4 separate regions of the Homo sapiens genome follow, and all the other regions are linked to region 2. A link is a contact called in ENCODE Hi-C or POLR2A ChIA-PET data. All regions are on one chromosome and are shown on one strand. The core of a region is the stretch at or near the end of the contact, and the rest is flanking DNA. Distances in the headings are between cores, read along the strand shown. Region 1 has its middle 6.2 kb from the start of TRS-TGA1-1. Region 2 overlaps JMJD1C (jumonji domain containing 1C). Region 3 holds the start of CCDC6 (coiled-coil domain containing 6). Region 4 overlaps CCDC6 (coiled-coil domain containing 6).

Evidence for each region. A loop is a pair of places that touch in the nucleus more often than their neighbours do. ChIA-PET counts read pairs that join two places held with the same protein, here RNA polymerase II (POLR2A). Pooled maps may share reads with other maps.
Region 1: a map of B cell shows a loop between it and region 2 (11-fold over the local background). The contact joins two enhancer-like sites. A Hi-C loop is called at or near these places in 1 of 168 maps with a recorded cell type or tissue (B cell), 2 of 37 single-sample maps with no recorded cell type and 11 of 50 pooled maps. POLR2A ChIA-PET finds 5 or more read pairs at or near these places in 2 of 52 experiments (CD8-positive, alpha-beta memory T cell and Panc1).
Region 3: a map of naive thymus-derived CD4-positive, alpha-beta T cell shows a loop between it and region 2 (10-fold over the local background). The contact joins the promoter of CCDC6 here to the enhancer-like site in region 2. A Hi-C loop is called at or near these places in 2 of 168 maps with a recorded cell type or tissue (both naive thymus-derived CD4-positive, alpha-beta T cell) and 10 of 50 pooled maps. POLR2A ChIA-PET finds 5 or more read pairs at or near these places in 1 of 52 experiments (activated CD4-positive, alpha-beta T cell).
Region 4: a loop to region 2 is called in a pooled map, with 12 times the contacts of the local background. The contact joins two enhancer-like sites. A Hi-C loop is called at or near these places in 2 of 37 single-sample maps with no recorded cell type and 5 of 50 pooled maps.

Annotation. Positions count from the first base shown.
Region 1 is chr10:67,769,168-67,772,313 of GRCh38, forward strand. No RefSeq gene overlaps it. Among named protein-coding and RNA genes, the nearest start is that of TRS-TGA1-1, 6.2 kb to the left of the region's middle. RefSeq lists enhancers at 1,736-1,925, 2,106-2,265. Within about 2 kb of position 1,589, at least 3 of the 41 ENCODE cell types and tissues checked have a DNase peak (open chromatin) inside an H3K27ac peak, as active enhancers do; they include B cell, where a contact is called at or near this core.
Region 2 is chr10:63,263,465-63,266,630 of GRCh38, forward strand. JMJD1C (jumonji domain containing 1C) reads right to left here. Exons shown (of 26, transcript NM_032776.3): 3 at 1,187-1,300. Among named protein-coding and RNA genes, the nearest start is that of MIR1296, 110 kb to the right of the region's middle. Within about 2 kb of position 1,812, at least 24 of the 41 ENCODE cell types and tissues checked have a DNase peak (open chromatin) inside an H3K27ac peak, as active enhancers do; they include B cell, where a contact is called at or near this core.
Region 3 is chr10:59,904,691-59,908,035 of GRCh38, forward strand. It overlaps CCDC6 (coiled-coil domain containing 6), which reads right to left and starts at 1,866. Exons shown (of 9, transcript NM_005436.5): 1 at 1,432-1,866. The coding sequence starts at 1,734. RefSeq lists an enhancer at 579-808 and silencers at 1,329-1,608, 1,639-1,978, 2,161-2,455.
Region 4 is chr10:59,880,300-59,883,630 of GRCh38, forward strand. The region is part of intron 1 of CCDC6 (coiled-coil domain containing 6); the gene reads right to left. Among named protein-coding and RNA genes, the nearest start is that of CCDC6, 25 kb to the right of the region's middle. RefSeq lists enhancers at 735-784, 1,015-1,164. Within about 2 kb of position 1,537, at least 2 of the 41 ENCODE cell types and tissues checked have a DNase peak (open chromatin) inside an H3K27ac peak, as active enhancers do.

The DNA.
Region 1 (3,146 bases), core at 339-2,838, 4.5 Mb after region 2:
TTGAGAATGTTCACTTTCCAACTGGCCTCCATGCAACTCGAGGTTTAGCTCTCTCCATGATGAGCAAAGAAAAATCCATGGAAGGGGTGGGGGTGGATGTGGAAGAGGTTCTGCAGTGCACTCCTCTTCTCAGAGGAAACCATTTCAACTCCTCTTTCCACATTTCTCTTCTCCAGAGTTCTCTTATCCACTACCAACCCTCCTGTGCATCCCCTCGAGCCAGCTTTTTCTGACCCAACCTCACATGATGCACTGTCTTGAGGATTTTCTCTCAAGACCCCAGCTTTTTCATTCTTTTATGTTACACAGCAATTCAGCCTTGTCCCTGTGCCTCAACATGCCTGGCAATCAGACCCCTCTTCGAAGGCAGAGGAAGTTATAATATCAAGGTCCCCTTCTCCCAAATGTTTTTCTACCTACTTCCTTTAGTAGAAATTAGGTCCTGCAACTTTCTGATCAGTGTTCAAAGGTTTTAAACATAAATAGACTGAAGTGAATTTTTTGCAAATTGTAATCAGTTAATCTGTAGAAATGCTAAATTTACAATTATCCTTCCCTTCTAAATCCAGGTCCCAAATCCATTCCAGTTTGTGGCATTTCCAGCCATGGAGCAGGATACACCCACTTGGAATGATCCTGATATTTCCCTATTCCTTAACCCATTTCCTATTCAACCCAAGTGCCATTGAGTTTGCCCCTAAATATGCTGAGAATCAACTTTGTTCCATATTTACTACCACCACCCAGTCCAAATCAACACTACCTCTCATCTCAACTACTTCTCGGCCTCTTAATTATCTCCTCCAATCCACTCTTCCTCCCCTCCAATCTGTTCTCCATAAAATAAATTTTTCTTTTAAAATGCACATTTGGTCTTATAACCTTCCTCCTGAGAACTCTTCTGGGGATTTCCATGTGCTTTTACAATAAAGACTAGAATCACTAGCATGACCCCATAGCTCTCCATGATCCTGCATGGCATAATTACCGGGCCTCTCCCTGTCATTCTCTAGCCAAATGTACTTTCTTTTCTTTTAGTTCCTTGAAAAGACCAAACTCTTTCCCACCTTAGGAATTCTGTACATGTTCCAATGTCTCCCTCCCCATCAAACTGATCAGTCCTCCTTCTTATGTAATTTCATACCATTTTACTCTTTTTCTTCACAACACATCATGCTTTGTGATATTTTAGTGTGAAATATTTGCTTAATGTCTCTGTGTGTGTGTACACGTGTGTGTAAAACCACAAAATCCCCTTATCTGCTATTTAATGGGCCTTCAATAAGTAATATTGTTGAGTGAATTTTGTGATTGTGAGGATCAGAAAGCAAGAGGTCTCAGAACACCTGAAGGGGTGGGAAGCAGAGGGTAAACTGTTTTCCTGCAGCTTTGGGGATGAATCAAAACTGTGCCTGAAGAGATTTGTGCCCTGAGTGCATAGATCTGCAGGAATATTGCAGCTCAACCATTTGATATATTGCACCACTGTTTAGCATGATTTATGAAGCTGTTGTTCTGTTTTAACTCAACATGTTCATTGTAAAGGAGTTTCATCCTCAGAGGTTTCATTAATGGAGGCATTGTTGTGTAGTGAGGCAGTAGAAAAAGGAAGTGAGAGATAGGGCTGGCCTACAACCTGTGTAAAGCTTGCATTTCAAGTCCCCTCTGGAGGGAATGCCCATTTCTGGAGTCTTGTTTCCCAATATGCCCATGTCCCCAAAAACATCTGGTCTCAGGCTCTTTCTACATACTAGAGTGCAAACAACTAGTAATAATACCTAAGTCTTAGCTCCTGCAGGGGTGAGAGAGACAGAGGCTCTGACACTGGAATTTTCAGGTAAAACAGATATCCTGTTCTATCTGAAGCACTGATGAAGAAAACATAGAGCTTTCAGCTCTTGTTCCAATGACTAGTTTCTTTCCCAATCTGCATGAAGTTGGTCAGTCAAGCTCACCCAGGCTCATAGACTAGAAGCCCCAGGAAATGAATTATTTCTGTTTCCTTCCCACCATCTCACACACATGCTCTTAAAATATCCATTCCCTTCCCTTGCCTCGGATCCTGGGTCCTGAGACAGGCTCTCACAGCCCAGAGAGTGGTTGTGATGGACTTAGTCTTACCTCAGCTGCTTTGTCTGGTGCTGGGCTGCCAAGGGAGGCATGCATGAGCAAGGCCAGTTCTCCATTCATATCTCAGACTATTTAGAAGAATCCAGTGACAGAGGACGTGGCCTGTGGGCTTTATGCTTGTGATGCTTTCTGCTGCTTGAGGTCGGGGTGGAGAAGAGGCTAGAGCTGACAAGCTTCTCACTCAGGGGCTGAGGTGGGGCACAGCTCCTGTCTGCTGGACTCATAAATCTCCTGGTCCCCACCCCAGGGATCTCAGAGCCCCCTTTGTTCTTTTAATTTTTATTCTAATAAAACCTCCTACATAACATAGGTCTACAAAGACTCTTGGGGAATATATTTCCCTCCCAAACATATTCATTTGAGACACAATTATCAAAACATTTGTTCAGGCCAGGCGCAGTGGGTTCCACCTGTAATCCCAGCAGTTTGGGAGGCCAAGGCAGGCAGATCACTTGAGGTCAGGAGTTTGAGACCAGCCTGGCCAACACGGTGAAACCCCGTCTCTACTAAAAACACAAAAACTATCTGGACATGGTGTCGCATGCCTATAATCCCAGCTACTCGGAAGCTGAAGCCAGAGAATCTCTTAAACCTGGGCAGTGGAGGTTGTAGTGAGCCAAGATTGTGCCACTGCACTCCAGCCTGGGCAACAGAGCAAGACTCAGTCTCAAAAAAAAAAAATTGTTCAGCACACGAACTTTAGACACATTTTATCTGACACCACAAGTCATTCCAAGAGATGAATATACACAGTATCCCTCTGAAAGCTACTTGTCTTCCAGATGTAAAGACATCTGTCTCCATCATTGGAGACAGAATGCTAGTGTTTTGAAATAACCTGTGCTTAGGATGTTGGAGCACAGAAATGCTGCACTTAATTTTGGTACCCACCTCTAGTGCAGGGATTAGTTAGCAACTTTTTCTACAGGTCAGCCAGTAAATATTTTAGGTGTTGCAGGCCATATGGTTTCTGTTGCAACTACTCAACTCTGCCTGTGTATCACAAAAGCAGCCAT
Region 2 (3,166 bases), core at 562-3,061:
TTTGAAAAACAGTAACAAGTCTGAAATAAAATAGTATTAACTTTTTACTCCATTAGAAAAAATTTAAACTGGTTCACTCATCCTTTCTTTCCATGCAATTACTGTATTATTTTAAAACATCTGAGTAAAAAGAAATCTATAATATATCCATTTAATTCAACCTAAACTCTAAATATACAAATGAAGGCCAGGTGTGGTGGCTCACGCCTGTAATCCCAGCACTTTGGGAGGCCGAGGCGGGCAGACCACTTGAGGTCAGGAGTTCGAGACCAGTCTGGCCAACATTGTGAAACCCCATCTCTATTAAAAATACAAAAATTAGCTGGGCGTGGTGGTGTGTGCCTGTCATCCCAGCTGCTCTGGAGGCTGAGGCAGGAGCATTGCTTGAACCCAGGAGGCGGAAGTTGCAGTGAACCAAGAACGTGCCACTGCATTCCAGCCTGGGTGAAAGAGTGAGACTCCATCACGGAAAAAAAAAAAAAAAAAAATACACATACACACACACACACACACACACACACACACACACACACACACACACACAATTCTGTGAGCTTTACTTATACCTGAAAAAATTAACTGGTAATTTCAACAATCTTAAAAAATATTTAGCTTAATACTTTTGATGAGTTTCTTCACATAATTAAAAGCTAATAGTCAACTGGAAAATGTTTTCCTAATTAAATGTATTTGTATTTAAATTGCAATAATGGAGAACTGAAATTTATATATAAAATCATTCAATTACTGACAATCTAAAAAAATTTCCCCTTTAAAAAAAGAACTATTATGCTAAACTGATAGGTATACATAAACACTAATCTCATTTAATTATATTAATTTACCCAATTCTTAACGTTTAGCATTGAAGACAATTTATACTAATATTTAACCAATTATTTTCTAATAATGATTATTTAGAATGTCAGATACTTTATTTTGTTTACTTCTGTATTCCTTGCAACAGAACACTGCCTGGCTCATAGTAGGTTCTCAGTATATATTGTTAATTGAATTAATAAATCGTTTATCCTATAAGCAAAATCAACTGACTGCATTCATTGGGTTTTTCACACAACTAGAAGTTAGATGAAATGATATTTAAAGAATATTGTTTAAAGAATGTCTGAATATCAATAAAGTTTAATTAACCTTTAATTTTAAAAAGTAATCTAAAATTTCTTACCTGGTAGGGCTGAAAGGCACTATCTTCAGTTAAAAAATCCAGTTGCTTATCTACAAGGAATTCTACTGCAGTGACTGAACTGGGTATATTTCTTTCAACCAGAGGTTTGAAAGTCTGCCAAGAAAAAAAAAATTTCTAATGATAATTTTCTGGGTAGTATCCTGAAATTATGAAGGAACACACACCAATACAATGTATCAATGTCATTATCACTACAGAGTCTTAGGGTACCTAATATTAATTTTCATATTATAAACTAATGCTTTTATCTACACCATAAGGTATCTGTGTTTATTTAAAAGAAACAAACTAGATCTACATGTGATATGGGCATATTTGAGTATACTAAGTCCCAACTGTTTACTTTTAAAAAGGGATGTAATAAAATATGCATGTGTGTAAAAATGTCTGCTTAAAAAGAGAAATTGCTTTTGAAACAGTAAACTGGGTTGTAGAGCTATTTACCCCCACCTTTTTTTTTTAACTGTATTATTTCTTATTAAAGAGAGTAGTTATTATTTCAATGTACACTTTTTGTCTAGCTCATTCACATTAAGCAGGATTTTAAATGATCAGGAAGTATCTGGTCTTTTAACTCCACCCCTTGCACTCCCACCCCCGCCCCTGCACCAAGCACAGATAAAAATCCCGCAGCTTCGGTGAGAGAAGCATGGAGGAAGGGAGTAGAGAGAGTCCGGTAAGAAGTACTACACAAAACTCTACTTTGCAGTCAAGTCCAAATCTCCACTACTTCTTTTAAAAAAAGTCAATCCAAGGTCATTTGATTCCTTTAAGAAGATACCTTTAACATATGAGATTTAACTCGTATCTTGGGTGGGGATGACAGGGACAGAGCCAGGGTAGGAAGAGGAAGGAAACAGGGATACAATGTATAAATTTCTTTATGACTATCACACTCACTTTCAAAGTAGATGAAGATTAAATAAAATACAAGTGTCTTATATTCATGGTACTGTTCTAAAAACTTGAAAATGAAAACAAAATTCCACCATTTTAAAAACACAGCTGCTTTACTATAAAAAAATTTTTTAACTGGAAAAAAGTTCGGAAAACAGAATTAATAATCAACTCAATTTCTAAGTTACCTATATCACATGGAGAAATCTTTCTAGCTACAGGGTAATTTGTGTTAATATTTCCACACAAAACAAAGATTTTGGCATAGACAGTACAAATTACCAGGCATTTCAAAATCATTGTGTTTCCCCTTTCTCTTATTCTGTCTTAAAAAATATATAACATTTTGTTAATAACAATAAACATACTCCAGGGAAAAACTTCAAGATGTTTGGTTTGGAGTGGCTTTTAAGGAGTTAATTTCTATATTTAAGAAATTCCTAAGAGGAATTTCAGGTTGACTCACTGCAATCTGTAACAATGTTTCAAAGTTAAAAATTTAATATTAAATTTAAGCAAGTCTTATTTCTATGCTATCTACATCATGAAGTTACAAATAATATTTTCTTAATTAAAAAACAGGAAAAACTCTCTTATATTCTCACTTATTTTCGATATTTAAGATCAGAAAATCTAGTCACAGTAATATCCTCTCTCCCATATCCTAGGCTAACCTTTTAAGCACTCTATTATTTATCAAAATTACTATTATTTGGGTGAGAAATCACATTTTCAAAATAGAAAATCCTCACATTATTTAGCTATTTCCTTCTACTGTTATCATTTAACACTTTTCAATTACATAAAATCCTATAGGATTTCATAAAATCCTATTTATTATTTTACTTAAGTGACAAAAAGTTTGTAAGAAATTCAAGAGCATTTATTGTATTTAGGCTTTAAAAGTGTCCACCACTACGTGACCAATTGACATGAAATATGTAACATAAACAGGGATATTCGGCTGATCCCTACTGTAAAAAATGTTTTTTCATATTATATCTCTGTCAGTTTAGTTTTTAAGTAAACTAGAAAACACTGGCATCTTCTCAAGAGGACTTT
Region 3 (3,345 bases), core at 616-3,115, 3.4 Mb before region 2:
CACATGAAAGTTGCTCCAATTCCATTCTCCAAAATTGGATTTGAGCATGAAAAGTTTCTTTTTACAATCAACTGCTATTTAGGCTACTGATCACACTTAACTTGCAACTTGCTTTCTACACAAATTAAGAATGCCATCTAGTTCTCATGTATGAGCCAGCACTGGGGGTGTACACACGCGTGCGCACACATATACACAGCCTCCTCCACCGAAGGCATTTCCTGGCACAAGGGGCATCCTAAACTTGCTCCATTTCCAAGGTGTGACCCTCTATCCCCAAATTCATCCCTTTTTCTTCATTTCAAAGTTCAGCCTAATCCGCTATTTTGCAGCAGCTATGGCCATTTATCCCCCTTGATTTCTTGACATCATCTTCTCTGCTTCTGGCTGGGGAACTTTTGATTTGAATACAGTTGTCTGTGTGGGGATCCTTCATGTTAATGATGTGGTGAGCTGGCAGGGATGATAGGTGAGAGTACACAGTGTACTTTTTCTAGTTACGTTTCGCCTCATCACTGCTATAGGGGCCTTTCTAAACGCCTGCCACACCAGGAGAGAGACCTACAGACCCAAGCTTACCCGTTTCTGGGCAGCCTCCAGGGGACAGGTAGAAACAGAACAGATGGCCTGTTCTCCAGTATCTAGACTCAGAAGCAAGATACTTCTAACCACTCCACGAATGAAGCAAACACACGTACCTCTGGCTCAGCCAGGGAGTCACAGTCACTACCCTTCCCCTGGTTTCGGCCCCAGCCCTGTCCAGGCGTGGATGCTGCACTCTCCTCGCTGTAAACCGTCCACCCTCCCAACCCAAAGCAAAGAGCTTCCAACAGAGGTGGGAGCATTAGCGCCGTACCCGCCCTTCCCTCTCGATCCCGGCCAGAAAACTCCACTTCCCGGATTCCCGGCCACTCTCTCCCGCCCCCTCCCCGGGCGATCCAGCTAGCGCAGTCCAGATGCCAGCTTAGTGCCCAGTCCAGCTGCGAACCCCCACACTCCGAGCCAGGACCCAGTAAGAGATCCCAGCTTCCTCCCTCTTCCAGGACTGGGGTTCCCCAGATTCTGGACGCACCCCTCAAACATGCTAGGGCTGAAAAAAGTCCTACCCCGCCCCCCAGCCACGCCGCCAGCCTCCAGCCCAGCCCCGGAGGGGCCTCCTCTCCAGAGGCTAAAAGGGACCATGAATGGTTGCCACAGTAGCCTTCCCCCGCACCGCGCAAGGGTCCTCAGACCCCCGAGGAGGACAGACCCGCGTGGCCCCGAAGGGATACCTCCCTCTCCTCCCGGAAGCCAGCAGGTCCCCGCAGGGAGTGTGCTCTCAGAGGGTCCCCGGGAATCTGGGGAAGACTTGGGGGGTGGCTGGATTCGGGTGCAGCCCCTCCCGGGGCGGGCGGAGGTCGGCGCTGCGGCGCGTCCCCGGGGGGCACTCACGATGGTCACGCTGGCTTTGCGCAGGTCGCGGTTCTCCTCCTGCAGTGCCTTGCACTTCAGTTTGTAGGTCTCCAGCTCTATCTTCAGCACCTTGTTCTCTTGCTGCAGCGAGGCCAGGCGGTTGGTGAGCTCCTCCAGGCGGAACGGCGAGATGACAATGCCCCCCGACTTCCCACCGCCGCCGCCTCCCCCGCCGCCACCGCCGCCGCCCGAGGTCGACGAGCAGGACGACTGCATGGCGGCCGAGCTGCTGCTGTTGCCCCCCGCCCCGTCCGTGTCGCTCTCGCTGGCGCTGTCCGCCATGGCCGCGGCGGGCTGGGGAAAGGAGGAGGAGCAGCAGGGAGGCGGCGGCGACGAAGGCCGGGCTGCGAATGAGTGGGCGCCGGGCGAGCACAGGGGAGCGCCGAGCTGAGCGCCTGGCACCAGGGCGCAGACTCGGAGCGGCGGCGAGAGAAAGAGAGGGCGCTTCCCGCTGCCAAGGGACCTCCTCTGCCAGAGAACAGAGACCCCGCCCGGGCTTGGGCAGTATTGCACTGGGGCTCGCTCCAGCCGGGCTGGGCGCGCTCCCTAGGCCGCCCAGCAAAGCTGGCTGAAAGCTCCGGGACCCGCCCGCCGCCGTCTGGTGACCACGGGCGGGCTGGGAACGCGCAGGCACTGCGGGTGCGGGAAAGCCAAGGACTGCCCCCGCACCACCAGCTCGCCAGCCACACGTGTTCCAAGGGAGGGCCTCCGAGCCCCCTGATCTAAGCCCACGGCCGCCCAGCCTCTTCCGGGCTCGCGCCCGCCCCGAGAAAAAGGAAACCTGATGCCCCACCAGCCTCGCAGGTGCCGGGGACACGTGGAAAGGTCAGCCGGGCTCCGGCACCCATCCTCTACCGTGTTGTGGCCCCATCTTCCGCCGACTGTGTGTGCGCGTGTCTCCCTCTATCTGTTTCACACATACACGCAGTTTTATATTCTCAAAAGCAAGGTGTTTTTGACTAGGAAGGCTTGGATAAACCTAAGAGAACAAAGTTCCTCTACAAGAGGCCGAGGAGGATGAAACAACAGCAGCCACAGGTTAACCTTGTTAAGTAAGAATTTGCAGGAGAGACACACATCTCCTTTAATAACCTCATAAACCACACTGCGCTCAATTGTTTAAACAAGGTGCAACTGTTTTTTTCTTTTTCTCTTTGCATTTTGCAAACATTTCCAGCACATGTCTCGTAGTAGGATTAAGACAGTAACATTTACCTAATGAAGAAAAAAAAAAAGGAAGGCGAAACACTTTTAGTAGAAGATTGAAACACCTCTTTAAGTGCCAATTTTCCAAAGTAACTGCGGACATAACATTATGCTATACAAATAGTAATGATTGAGTGGGAGTGCAACATCACCCGTCTTTGCTATCCTCTTGCTCACTCCTAGAAAACTTTAGCATGTAAAAATAAAACAGTAATTACTGTAATGCGGTCTAATTCATGGTTCTAGCTTTGCAGTTTAAGAAATTAAAAATCAAAAACTTTTATTCCCCCTTCCTCTTCCCAAAGAAAGGCTTGCAGGAAATTGGCCCAGCAGGTGAGATGATTCTAAACACTTTGCCCTGTTGACACAAAACAGCTTTCACTTATGTATAAAAATTGGAAAGTGAAACTGACCAGACTAGTTTTATTACCCACGCTTAGTTAACATTACAACAAACACATGGTAATAGAAAATAGAAAAAAAAGTGTAATTTTTTTTTCTGTTGGGTTGAACTTTCTGAAAGATTTCTAAAGTGTTAGGAAGAAAGAAGAATGATTCTTATTCCCACTCCCTCATTATCTTTAAACCTAAATTTGATCTCATGATTAAACGGTGATTCAATGGCTCTTGGAAACTGGCACCTCAGAATAAACTCGAAAACACCAAGTGTTCCAAATGACATCATCT
Region 4 (3,331 bases), core at 287-2,786, 3.4 Mb before region 2:
TAACAAATGGTTTTGCCCTATAGTAACAAATGGTTTTTCTGGACACTCTAGGTTCTAAGACCCAATCTCAGACGGGAAGAGACCAACAATATAGATAAATCCCACAGACATAATGCTGGGAGAAAGACATTAAACACTTAAAAAGTACACACTGTCTAATTCCAGTTAAGCAGAGTTCAAACTCCACATAGTGGCTACCCTTGGAGGGATAATGGCCGGAAGGGGGCACAGTGGAGTCCAGGTATTAGTAATATTCTGTTTCGTGATCTGGGTGCAAGTTACACATGTGCCTTCAATCTGTGAAAATGAATCAAAATGTACACTTACCATATGTGTATAAGTTATACTCCAAAAAAAGTTTTTAAAAGGAAAAGATAAAGTGGTAGCATGTCACAGAGCAGCCTCCACTTAACTGAGGCTCTGAAAGTGGCATATGTCCACTATTTAGGCCAGTTCCTTAACCTCTCTGAGACACATCTTCCATCTGTAAATGAGGATAACTCTTATACTCACAGGCTCCTTTTGAGAGTTATGTGAGTTACTGCTTGTATTTAGCCTGGTGCACAGAGGATGGTGGTTCAAACCACTGATGTCCTGCTATCCAGTCTCTGCCCAGTGCCACCTCTGTGCAACTCAGGAAGGAACGATCAGTTCTGACATGATCAGAGATGACTACCTTTCTATAATCTGGCAGAGCAGAGCGTTGTCTGCCCGACCCCCTGCTGCACTCCCTTTATCTCCTCCTTCCCCAACCAAAGCCCTTCAGCCCCGCCCAGCAGGTCCCAACAGTCTCCTCAGCCATGTGCCTTCTGACTAAATCCACATCTTCCACCATAATAGCCATCTTCAACCAATATCTTGTCTACTGTTTTCACTGTATTATCACAGATGTCACCACTTCCTACCACTCACCACTGTTCCTGGGCCCCTGATACTGACAGTCACCCCAGCCCAGAGAATGAGAGGTCCAGGGCAATCCCCGAGAAGTGGGTGTGAGCCAGAGTGTGATGTGTCCTGTAAGACTTCAGAATGGTTTTAAGATGAACATCCCGGCAGCACATTCATAAGAAAAAAAGAAACTGTTGGGGCTTCACATGGGGGAAATTCCACCTTCTTTATCTTGGTGTCCCAGAAGGGGCATAACGAGGTGAGACAATTATGCCCCTTTCCTCTCTTAGGGATCAGCTGAGGGCCTACTAAAATTTCAGATTCATTTTGGGCTAATTTTTAATACATGAATTCATTCTAAAATTCACTGGGGGGTTCTTGCATAAATGTGTAAGATTTTAAAGGGAGAGGAGGCATGGATGGCCAGAGGAGAAAAAAAGTCCAATATTCAAATGAAGCCAAAAGTTGAAATTACACACATGCTGATCAACAGGTAGTATGCATTTTGAAAACTTCGCTGAACATCCTGGCTGCCTAAGCAGTTTTTGTTGCCCCAAAACTGAGGAGCTCTACTTGGTATTAAGACCAAAGAAAACAATTTTCTTGTGAGAGTCCCCATGAAGGGGACAATGTGTGATAGGGTAGACGTAACCTCAAAAATATCCTCACTCCACGTTCCTGTCCCTGGGAGGGGCACACTGAATACTTACGAATACTTAGGAATGAAGTGCTCTTGTATCCAAAACCTGCTTTCAGATGGTTGGGCAAAAGGGAACAGAAACAGAGAGGGAAGGAGAGGGAGGGAGAAGGAAAGCTGGGGAGAAGGAAAGGAAAGCCGCGGGGAGAAGGAAAGGAAAGCCAGGGGGAGAAGGAAAGGAAAGCCGCGGGGAGAAGGAAAGGAAAGCCGGGGGGAGAAGGAAAGGAAAGCCGGGGGGAGAAGGAAAGGAAAGCCGCGGGGAGAAGGAAAGGAAAGCCGGCGGGATGAAGGAATATGAAATGCCGGGGGGAGAAGGAAAGGTAAAGCCGCGGGGAGTAAGGAAAGGAAAGTCCGGGGTAGTAAGGAAAGGTAAAGCCGGGGGGATGAATGGAAAGGTAATGCTCGGCGGGAGAATGGAAAGGAAAGCCGGGGGGAGAAGGAAAGGAAAGCCGGCGGGAGAAGGAAAGGAAAGCCGCGGGGAGAAGGAAAGGAAAGCCGCGGGGAGAAGGAAAGGAAAGCCAGGGGGAGAAGGAAAGGAAAGCCAGGGGGAGAAGGAAAGGAAAGCCGGCGGGAGAAGGAAAGGAAAGCCAGGGGGAGAAGGAAAGGAAAGCCGGGGGGAGAAGGAAAGGAAAGCCAGGGGGAGAAGGAAAGGAAAGCCGCGGGGAGAAGGAAAGGAAAGCCGCGGGGAGAAGGAAAGGAAAGCCGCGGGGAGAAGGAAAGGAAAGCCGGCGGGAGAAGGAAAGCCAGGGAGAAGTGGTGACATGGAAGTGGTAACCTTAAACATTAGTGAAACTGGCCAGGAGCAGTGGCTCACGCCTGTAATCCCAACAGTTTGGGAGGCCGAGGCAGGCGGATTATGAGGTTAGGAGATCGAGACCATTCTGGGTAACACAGTGAAACCCCGCCTCTAGTAAAAACACAAAAAATTAGCCGGGCGTGGTGGCGCGCACCTGTAATCCCAGCTACTCAGCAGGCTGAGGCAGGAGAATCGCTTGAACCCGGGAGGCGGAGGTTGCAGTGAGCAGAGATCGCGCCACTGCACTCCAGCCTGGGCGACAGAGCAAGACTCTGCCTCAAAAAAAAAAATTAGTAAAATTAGGTGAGGGGTGTAAGGGTGTTTACCGTATTGATCGACTTTAACTGAAAAAAAAAGGTTTAATTCAGTAGGAAAAAGAAAAAAATGATATATTCGTACCCCCGAAACACAGTGAGTCCCAGGGACTTGGAAGGGTCCTATCAACTGGGTCCATTGCCCACTGTGGTCTCTCCAGTCTCTGTTCCATCAATGGACTCTGAGTCTTAGTCTTTGAGTTAAATACCATGTGTCTTTGCAATAAGCAGACAACACTGTCAGTTACGAAAAGGACTAAAGTATAGCAATGAGTGAAATGTGATACTGGAAGCTATGGGACAGGGAACAAGGAAAGGAAATAAACTCTCCCTTTTATGACCTCCAAGTGAAATGATGGTATCAATACCTTGCAAAGGTATTGCAGAATCAAAAACTAAGACGTACTCCGATGTCCCTGATGAGCCAACTGTCACACTTGATACAAGAAGCAATGCTAATACCATTCATGGCAGCCATCATCTCCCTCTCGCACTGTATTTAGAAGTCTAGACTTTTTCTTCTCTTTGCTCTTTTCAATTCTATCAGCTGAACTTATGTCAGCACAGGCTGATGACAGGGAAAAACTTAATGAATCACAAAGTTTTACTGGAAGGTTACTCAAAATTATAAATCCT